Regions from separate parts of the Homo sapiens genome. Here region 2 is linked to region 1. A link is a contact called in ENCODE Hi-C or POLR2A ChIA-PET data. All regions are on one chromosome and are shown on one strand. The core of a region is the stretch at or near the end of the contact, and the rest is flanking DNA. Distances in the headings are between cores, read along the strand shown.

The links. Hi-C counts contacts between places; a loop is a spot of excess contacts on that map. ChIA-PET counts read pairs that join two places held with the same protein, here RNA polymerase II (POLR2A). Pooled maps may share reads with other maps.
Region 2: a loop to region 1 is called in a map of PC-3, with 3 times the contacts of the local background. The contact joins the promoter of LINC00111 here to the promoter of TMPRSS2 in region 1. A Hi-C loop is called at or near these places in 2 of 168 maps with a recorded cell type or tissue (PC-3 and breast epithelium) and 2 of 50 pooled maps. POLR2A ChIA-PET finds 5 or more read pairs at or near these places in 1 of 52 experiments (HCT116).

What each region holds. Positions count from the first base shown.
Region 1 is chr21:41,505,268-41,509,678 of GRCh38, reverse strand. TMPRSS2 (transmembrane serine protease 2) reads left to right here and starts at 1,521. Exons shown (of 14, transcript NM_005656.4): 1 at 1,521-1,598. RefSeq lists a cis regulatory region at 1,403-1,429, an enhancer at 544-1,551 and a promoter at 1,031-2,424.
Region 2 is chr21:41,676,144-41,680,560 of GRCh38, reverse strand. It overlaps LINC00111 (long intergenic non-protein coding RNA 111), which reads right to left and starts at 1,259. Exons shown (of 3, transcript NR_024367.1): 1 at 1,051-1,259. RefSeq lists an enhancer at 1,264-1,413.

The DNA of each region.
Region 1 (4,411 bases), core at 272-2,771:
CATCAAATAGATGAACAGGAGAAAAGCTGTTTTAATGTATGTACTCACAGATGGGAATCCCACAAGAATATGAGACTTAAAGAACAGGCCAGGTGAGTGAGGGGTCCAGTGCGAGGGCTCACACCTGTAATCCCAGCACTTTGGGAGGCCAAGGCAGGTGGATCGCTTGAGCCCAGATTGGAGACCAGTCTGGGCAACATAGGGAGACCCCCATCTCTACAAAAAATTAAATTAGCTGGGCGTGGTGGCACACGCCTCTAGTCCCAGCTACTCGGGAGGCTGAGGTGGGAGGATTACTTGTGCCCTGGGAGGTTGAAGCTGCCATGAGCCATGATTGAGCCACTGCACTCCAACCTGGGCAACAGAGTGAGACCCCTTCTGGGGGAAAAAAAAACACACGAAAAAAAAAAGGTGCAGCAGCCCGATGATTGAGGCTTATCTGTCACTCTGAGTGACAGAAAGAAATGGGGGTTTGAGGCTTCTGGGGAGCGGTGGAGGAGTGAGGGGAGCGTGAGGAGAGGAGGTGTCTGGTGAACGCAGGTTGCCGTGTGAGGCAGATAAAAGTTTCCCAGGTGATAAAAGTTGTCCGGGAACAGCTCTCTTCCTGGTACAGATCTGCTGACTAACAAACATTTCCTTTATAGGTGCAAATTTCCTTTACAAAAGGGCATTTTCTCAGAGGTACTCTGGTGTCTGCAGTTCCTCAACATAACCAGTTCCAAATCATCAATGTGCCAAAGAGGACTATGTTGGGGTAGCAGATTCTGGTCTCCTCCAGTCCTACTTGGGGTGATGAATTCTGGTCTACGGTCCTATTAAATTCTGGTGAATTCTGAGCCCCCACAATTGCAAACATTAGAAAGAACCTCTCAAGTGCCCGGGAACAGCCACGTCTTCCTGGCTGAGGTGTGTCCCACCACTTCCTCACTCCCGCCCTGGCCGGTGGTGCCGAGAGACCTGGGACCATCCGGGGGAGCACTTTCCACCGGACGCTGGTGGGGGCCAAGAAATGCCAGCCTAGGCGGACTGGGGAGGGTCTTGGGCGTCCGGCGCTGTGTCCCCGCCACTCGTGCTTGGGCCAGCAGTCCCCAAGGCCTACCCTGGGTCCTTGCCCAGAGGCTACAGTGGGTTCCCCGGAGGCCAAGACGGGGCCGGCCGCCTACAGGAGCTCGTGAGGTAGCAGCTCCGGGGGCTCACCCAGGACTCCAGGAGCGCTCCCCAGAATCCCCTTCCTTAACCCAAACTCGAGCCCTCGGGCAGCGCTGCGCCGCGGACCGGAGAGGGGCAGGTTGGCCGCTGTGGCCGGGCCCGGGAAGCGCCCCAGAGTCCCTTATGGGTCCCTCCGCAGCCGGGGTTGAGCCAGGCAGGGAACCCGTCCCGGACTTCCCTTGGGAAACGCCTCCTCCCGCCGCCCCCGCCCCCGCCCGCCCAGGGTGACCCGCGACCCGCTTGGGGGTGTCGCCCTGGACCCTGGGACACCGCCTCCTGAGATTAAAGCGAGAGCCAGGGCGGGCCGGGCCGAGTAGGCGCGAGCTAAGCAGGAGGCGGAGGCGGAGGCGGAGGGCGAGGGGCGGGGAGCGCCGCCTGGAGCGCGGCAGGTGAGCGGCGCCGGTACCAGGGTCCCGGCTCGGGGTCCGGGCTGGGGAGGGGAACCTGGGCGCCTGGGACCCGCCGATGCCCCCTGCCCCGCCCGGAGGTGAAAGCGGGTGTGAGGAGCGCGGCGCGGCAGGTGAGTGCGCCCGAGGGTCGAGCGCTGGGGCCAGCCGGGCAGGGCGCCTCCCGGGGTGCTGGGAGAGTGCTGGGCGCCTGGGACCCCTTGCGCACGGCCGAGAGCCCTCGCCGCCCCTGTTGGCTTGGCATCGCGAGGTTGGGGCAGGTGGTCCTGCGAGTCCCTAGCCAGTTGGTGGAAGAGAGTCCCCCGGGGTCCCCAAAGCTGGCTCCTAGTCCGCCTGCCCTCCACGGCCCCCGCCTGGGAGCACCGGTGCGCCTTTTCTCTTTGGGGAGGAGGACTGGGAGTGCTGTCGGTTGGCTTCTTTGTTTGGGGGAAATCTCTGCAGTCCCGCAGTGTTACCTGAACTCCTTCTGCTTCTTGGTTCCCTACTGAGGTAGGGAGAAACTGGAAACTCGCTGAGATGCCGGGAACGATACGGCCGGCGCGGCGGGGACCGCTGGGCCAGGCTGCTGGAGGGCCCCCGGGCGAGGTGCGAACGGCCAGTCAGTCTCGGGGAGGGACTGCTCGCGACTCAGGCCCCGTTGCGGCGACCCGCTGGCGGCGATCAGGGCCGGGGCCTCCTGGACACCCGGCACCGGCAGGAACCCGCCCGGGAGGAGCCGGTCTGGCTCCTCCGCTTGCGCTCCGTGCCGGGTTGGGGGGAAGGCGGGGCACCTGGGCGCTTCGGTCCACCTCATCCTGTCCTGCCCGGCTCGGCACAGTGGCACCCTGAGTGGTCAAGTGCTCCAGTCTGGCAGTGGGCGCTCTGCTCGAGCACGGGTCCAGCTGAAAAACTGCCCCATGTCCAGAAAGTTTGTGCGCCGAGAGCCCTGAGCGCTTGTGGCAGAGGAGGGCCTTCGCCCGCTCCGCCGTAGAGCACAGCGCGGTGGCCCTGAATCCTGTTCAGAACGCCCTGGTGGCAGCCCTAATCACGAGGAATCCTGGTGGCTTGTTTGGGAAGGAAAGGATAGCACGGCGGCCCGAGGTGAGCCCTGTGGGCAGGGAGCACCCAGGGCTCGCCTTCGAGGCTGCGCAGCCCTTCCCTCCGTGCGAACCTGTGCAGTGGTCCCGCGGGAAAGATGAGCGCATCGCGCCCAAGGCAATGCCTGACCTCACGGAGCTCCCAGCCGCGAGAACCTCCCGAATCATGGAAAATTACAAAGGCTACGCAGCCCAGTTACAAGGCATTTGGAAAACCTAAAGTGAGACTAAGTTTGTTGACCTGTCCCAGGAGATCTGGGAAGGTACTCCAGGAAGTGGGGATGCAGCCAGCCTCCCCTGAAGGAAGGATGGGGGTTGGGAGTGTGGCAGGGAGAGTTTACCAGCGCAAAGGGCCTTGGGGACGCAAGTAGCTAAGTCAGTCCTGGCTCCTGAGCTGCTGCTGTGAAGGGAGGACCTGGTGGGCTAGGTAACCGGGAGCTCCCCCAGAAAGTCACTGGAGGTTGCTCAGGACTTCCCCACCTTTACTGAGTGCTTTTGAAGAAGTAGGACCTGCCCTGCTCCGCTACAGAACTACTGGACAGGTGAGGTTAGAATGAAACCTAGCAACACCCTCGGGTAAGGACACACTAGGCTGGAGAGTTCGGGGTGCAACCTACGGGCTGAGACCTCTGCCTGGAGATGGCCATCTACACCTCGGCCTCTGGTTATTTTTAATTATCAGCTGGTGAGCTGGCTGGGCTTTTGTTCTCTGCTTGGACATTTGTTTGGTCCCCAGCAGCTTCCCTTATTCCCACCAGCCAAGGACAACCTTCTAACAACAAGCTTGTGCTGTTGCTGGAGCCTCAGGCAGGGCCTCCCAGGTTGCTAGGTGCTGGCCTGCCTGGCACCGTTGGCCACTCTATCTTGAACTCAAGTCACCTTAATTGTAGGAGTATATTTGGCTGCACTGGCATTATAATAATAACCACAGACATTGATGTGGCACTTTTTTCAGCCAGGCATCATTGCAAACCCTTTATAATGTACTTAACTCAATTGTAAGGAAACTGGGGAAGAGAGGTTGGGAAGCTTGTCCAAGATCTTGTAACCTGTAAGGGGCAGAACTGGGGATAAACATGGCCTGTCTGGCTCCATAGGTCAGTGCTTCCAGTGTCGGGCTCTGAGTTGGAGACACAGGATGCTTAGAAGGGGCTTTAGTGACAATCGGCACAGTACGGATTCCTTTTGATCCTTCCCTGGGTTCTCCCTCCAGGATGTTGGAATGTTACCAGCAAGTGGAGGAAAGGAGGGAAGGAAGCTGGAAACAAGGCGCCCGGAATCCTGATTGAAAAGGGCTTGTTCCTGGGCCAGGCTCTGGTTCTCCCCGACCTGAAAGAGCCCAGCCCCTGCCCACAGCCCTACCTGGGCTCCGTGCTGCTCCCTCTAGCAGTATGACATGGCCAGAGTGCCTGGAACTCTGAAAGGGGGCCTGCGGAGGGCTGACCTCCTAGGCCATGGGGGCATTGAGTGACAAGACGCTGGTGCAAATGTCCTGTAGGTGAAAAGGTAGATGCGTGCAGTACCTTATGCCAGTAACCACCACCACCACGATCATCATCATCCGAGTGTGTTGTCCCCCTACCAGGAAATGTAAACCAAAAGTCTGGCTGATAACTCTTACCCTTTTCCACCTGAATCTGCGGCAAGATTCCCTAGGGGATCTTCGTAATAATATGGGATCATTGCCTTGGTCCCAATTATTACATCAGACTCTGAGAA
Region 2 (4,417 bases), core at 10-2,509, 170 kb before region 1:
TAAAGGAGGCTAAATCCGTTGGGACAGACATGGGTGTTTCAGGTTGGGATCTCATGGCTGAGTGTGCAAGCTGCCAACACTTCCGTGTATGCTTTATTCCCGTGGTTTTTGTTTGTTTTGTTTTTTTTTTTCCAGATTTAAAGACTAATAGGAGATGAGCAATGGCAGCTTTGGGGACCTTTTGTCTTTGCTTTGGCATTTTGGCCATTGGCTGATTTTAAAAACAAAATAGAACTATCTGGTGGCCCCAAGCCCCAATGCATAAGCTCAAGGTGGAGTCCCCAGGGCTGTTTTTCCCGATGGAGAGTTTGGTGCCCATTCTGTGATCACAGGGGAAGCTGCTGGGCCGTTTTCACCTCCTCCTCCCACATACACAGGCATGCTTGCGGTAGACTCACAAGAAGTTACAGAACATCAGCTGCCCGCAAAAAGCATCTTTTGTGAAAGACAGGGAGCAAGGATATATTAAAAACAAGCAAGCAGCTGAGGTGGGTGGATCATGAGGTCAGGAGATCGAGACCATCCTGGCTAACACAGTGAAACCCCATCTCTACTAAAAATACAAAAAATTAGCTGGGCATAGTTGCACGTACCTGTAGTCCCAGCTACTTGGGAGGCTGAGGCAGGAGAATCGCTTGAACCCAGGAGGCAGAGGTTGCAGTAAGCCAAGATCACACCACTGCACTCCAGCCTGGGTGACAGAGTGAGACTCCATCTCAAAAAAACAAAAAAACAAGCAGGTGCAGGTGCTCATGCCTGTAGTCCCAGCTACTTGGGAGGCTGAGGTGGAGGGATCGCTTGAATCCAGGAGTTAGACCAGCCTGGGCAACATAGCAAGACCCTGTCTTAAAAAAAAAAAAAACCCGAAATTGAAAAACACAAAACAAGCAAATAGACCTGAAACACTCCAGCTACCCCTTCTGTAAGGAAAGCCAACAAGAGTTAGTCCCAACCTCATCCCACTCCCCAGACCCCTTCCCAAACCCCTTCCCAGACCCCACTGCCCACTTTCCGTGGGGGGGAAAGGGGAATCATTAGGGCATTCCTTACATCCCGGCTGTCTGGCAAACTTAAATGGGTTACACCTGGAGCCACTGGCCCCACTTAGTAACCCGAGGATACTCGTGGATGCAGGCTGCTTTCCTGACCCCGAATTCGGTGCCCACGAAACAGCCTCTCAATCTGAGGACAGGATTTTCACATTGTCCCTGTGCATCTGAGAAGAGCCCGCTTCCCCTTCAGGAGACGGAGTGTATGGACGGCCTCTGGCCTTAGACAGTTCTGCAGGCCAAGCCCTCTGGCCTCTGCCACTCATTAGCTGGGCCCGTTACATAACTTCCCTGGGCTCTGCCATCGGCCTTCCCACCAGCAGAAGCTGCAAGGCTCGGAAGGGCATGACGTCACTTGCAGGGCATTCTATTGGCCATCGTGAGTCACAGGCCCGCCCAGATTCCAGGGTGTGGAAGAGACTCCGCCTCTCCGTGAGAGTTGCTGTTAAGTCACATTGCAAGGGGGTGTGAACTCAGGGAGTGGAACAATTGTGGCCATTTTTTTGTTGTTGTTGCAAACAATCTACCACACAGGGACGGCTGCATTTAATCCTCACAGCAACCCCACTGGCCAGATAGAGAAACTGAAGCACAAAGAGGTGAAGATCCTCGGCCCCATCAGGAATTGCCAGGGCATAAACCCTGGTCTGCCTGCCTCCAGAGTCTGGGCTCTCGTTCCTACCCTCAGGGGCTGGCCTGTGTGCTGGGACCCCGAGGCACATGGCCCAGTTCTTGCCCCATTGCCCATCAGTGCTCAGCTCCCAGTTACCGCAGTCACCCTAAGGCACCTGGAAAACGGAGGGAAGCAGGAACAGGTTTGCTTCTGGTGCCTCCGCCTGCCCTGGAGAAGTCCAGTCCTTCCTCTTCCCTGCAGAGGAAGCTTACAGTTTTATCTGAGTCCTTTTCGCTGTGTGCTAAGCTTCAGGGTTACAGACAGGCTGCTCCCTTTGGTGGCCTTTGTTGGAATGCCATCAGTGTGTACCTTAGGTTCATAAATAATTCAGACTGGCAGCTACCCAGGAAGGAAGCAAACGCCCAGAGCTCACAGCCGAGACAGGTTACAACAAGAATGCGGTGAGCAATGCTGCCGATGGAGAAGCAGGGAGGCAGGAATTCAGGGAACACTTGCCAGCTCCCAGATTTCCAGGTGGGCTCGGGACCACGCTTGTCTTGCAGAAGCTGCGTGCCTGGCCCCCAGCATGCTCAGGGTGGACATGGGTGGCTAACCCAGCACCCTCCCCAACCTTCTTCTCCCCTGCCTGCTTCCATCCAGAGGATGGAGAGCTAAACACTCACCATCCCACAGTCCCCTGCAGACAGAGGTGACTCAGAGATGGCCTTGACAAAAGATCCAAGAACTGCTGACATCCTGGCTCTGACAACGTGAACCTCAGAAGCCCCCAGCAGAGACATGGCTCTAGTCTTCTTGTGATGGGAGAAGGACAGTCCCTACGTGTTTAAGTCACGGTGGATGAGTTTATTCTGTGACTTGCAGTCCAGTGCCTCCTGATAGTGACAGAAATCGCCAAAGTTCTGACTTGCTTTTTCCGGCCTGCTTTTATTCTGCTCACTCTAACAGAGCCAAGCATTTGGCCAGTGTTCCAGTCTCTCCTGTGGCCCTGAACACCACCTCAACGGTTTCCTGTTTACTTTACCTCTTAGGCTGCTAGAATTAACCACTTGCCATTATGCCCCTGCGTCTCCCTACGGCCCCTCCCTCATGGTCTTGCCACCACACCGAGCTAATTTCTTTTGTATTTTTTGTAGAGATGGGGTTTCGCCCTTTTGCCCAGGCTGGTATTCTTGGGCTCAAGCCATCCTCCTGCCTCGGCCTCCCAAAGTGTTGGGATTCTAGACGTGAGCCATGGTACCCGGCCAGCAAAGATTTCTTAGAGACAACATCAAAAGTATTCGATGTTTAAAAACAAAAACTAAAACCATAAATTGGACTTTGTCAAAGTGAAGAGGTTCTTCTGCTTTTGAAAGACATTGATAAATGAATGAAAAGACAAACCACAGGAGAAAATACTTGCAAATCACCCATCTGATAAATGACTTGTAGCCATATAGATAAAGATTGCTTGAAACTCAACAGTAAGAAAACAAAGAACCTAATTTTTTAAAAAAAGAAGAGAATAGGCCAGGCACAGTGGCTCACACCTGTAATCCCAGCACTTTGAGGGGCTGAGGTGGGTGGATCACCTGAGGTCAGGAGTTTGAGACCAGCATGACTAACATGATGAACCCCTATCTCTACTAAAAATACAAAAATTAGCCGGGCATGGTGGCAGGTGCCTGTAATCCCAGCTACTCAGGAGACTGAGGCAGGAGAATCACTTGAACCCAGGAGGCAGAGGTTGCAGTGAGACAAGATCGCGCCATTGCACTCCAGCCTGGGTGACAGAGTGAGACTCCGTCTCAAAAAATAAAAATAAAAAAAAGAGAAAAGAATAGATACTTCACCCACCATATAGAAATGGTAAATAGCACATGAAAAGAGATTCAGCAGCATCAGTCATTAAGGAAACACAAATTAAGACTACAGTGGCTATTACTACAAGCAGCTTAGAATAACTGCAAGAAGAGCTCCCACACCAAGTGTTGGCGAGGATGTGTAGAGACCAGAACTCTCACACCCTGTGGTTAGGAATGTAAAATGGTACAACCGCTTTAGAAAACAGTCCCAGCTACTCGGGAGGCTGAGGCAGGAGAATGGCGTGAACCCGGGAGGCGGAGCCTGCAGTGAGCCGAGATGGCGCCACTGCACTCCAGCCCAGGCGAGAGTGCCAGACTCTGTCTCAAAAAAAAAAGAAAAAAAAGAAAGAAAAAAGAAAACTGACGGTTTCTTGACAATTAAACACACAGCTACCACATGACCCCATTGTTCTGCTCCGAGGTATTTATCCAAGAGAAAAGTCTGTGCCCAAGTGAAGACTTTTGCATAAATAAGCAAAAGTCATAGCAGCTTTATTTGTAATAGCTACAAATAGAAAAAACCCAAATGTCCATCAATGGGTGAGATGGATAAAGGAACTGCAGTATAACCACACAATGGAAGGAGGCATATGCTGACTATCTTGTTGTTGATGCTGAACATCTTGAGCACATGTTCAAGACTTGCACATGTGTCAACACATGTGAGTTGCACACTTTAAACATGTATAGTTTATTATATGGCAATTATACCTCAATTACGTTGTTTAAAAGATGCTTTCGATGCTTTCGAGATTATTAGTAATTGGGGTCAGGGCTCAGGGGAGGGTCAAAAGAAAACTTTTTAGAGTGATGAAAATGTTCTATTTCTTGATTGTGGTGATGGTTACACTACAGCTACCAATTGCTAAATTAAAATAGGTGGATTTTGTTGG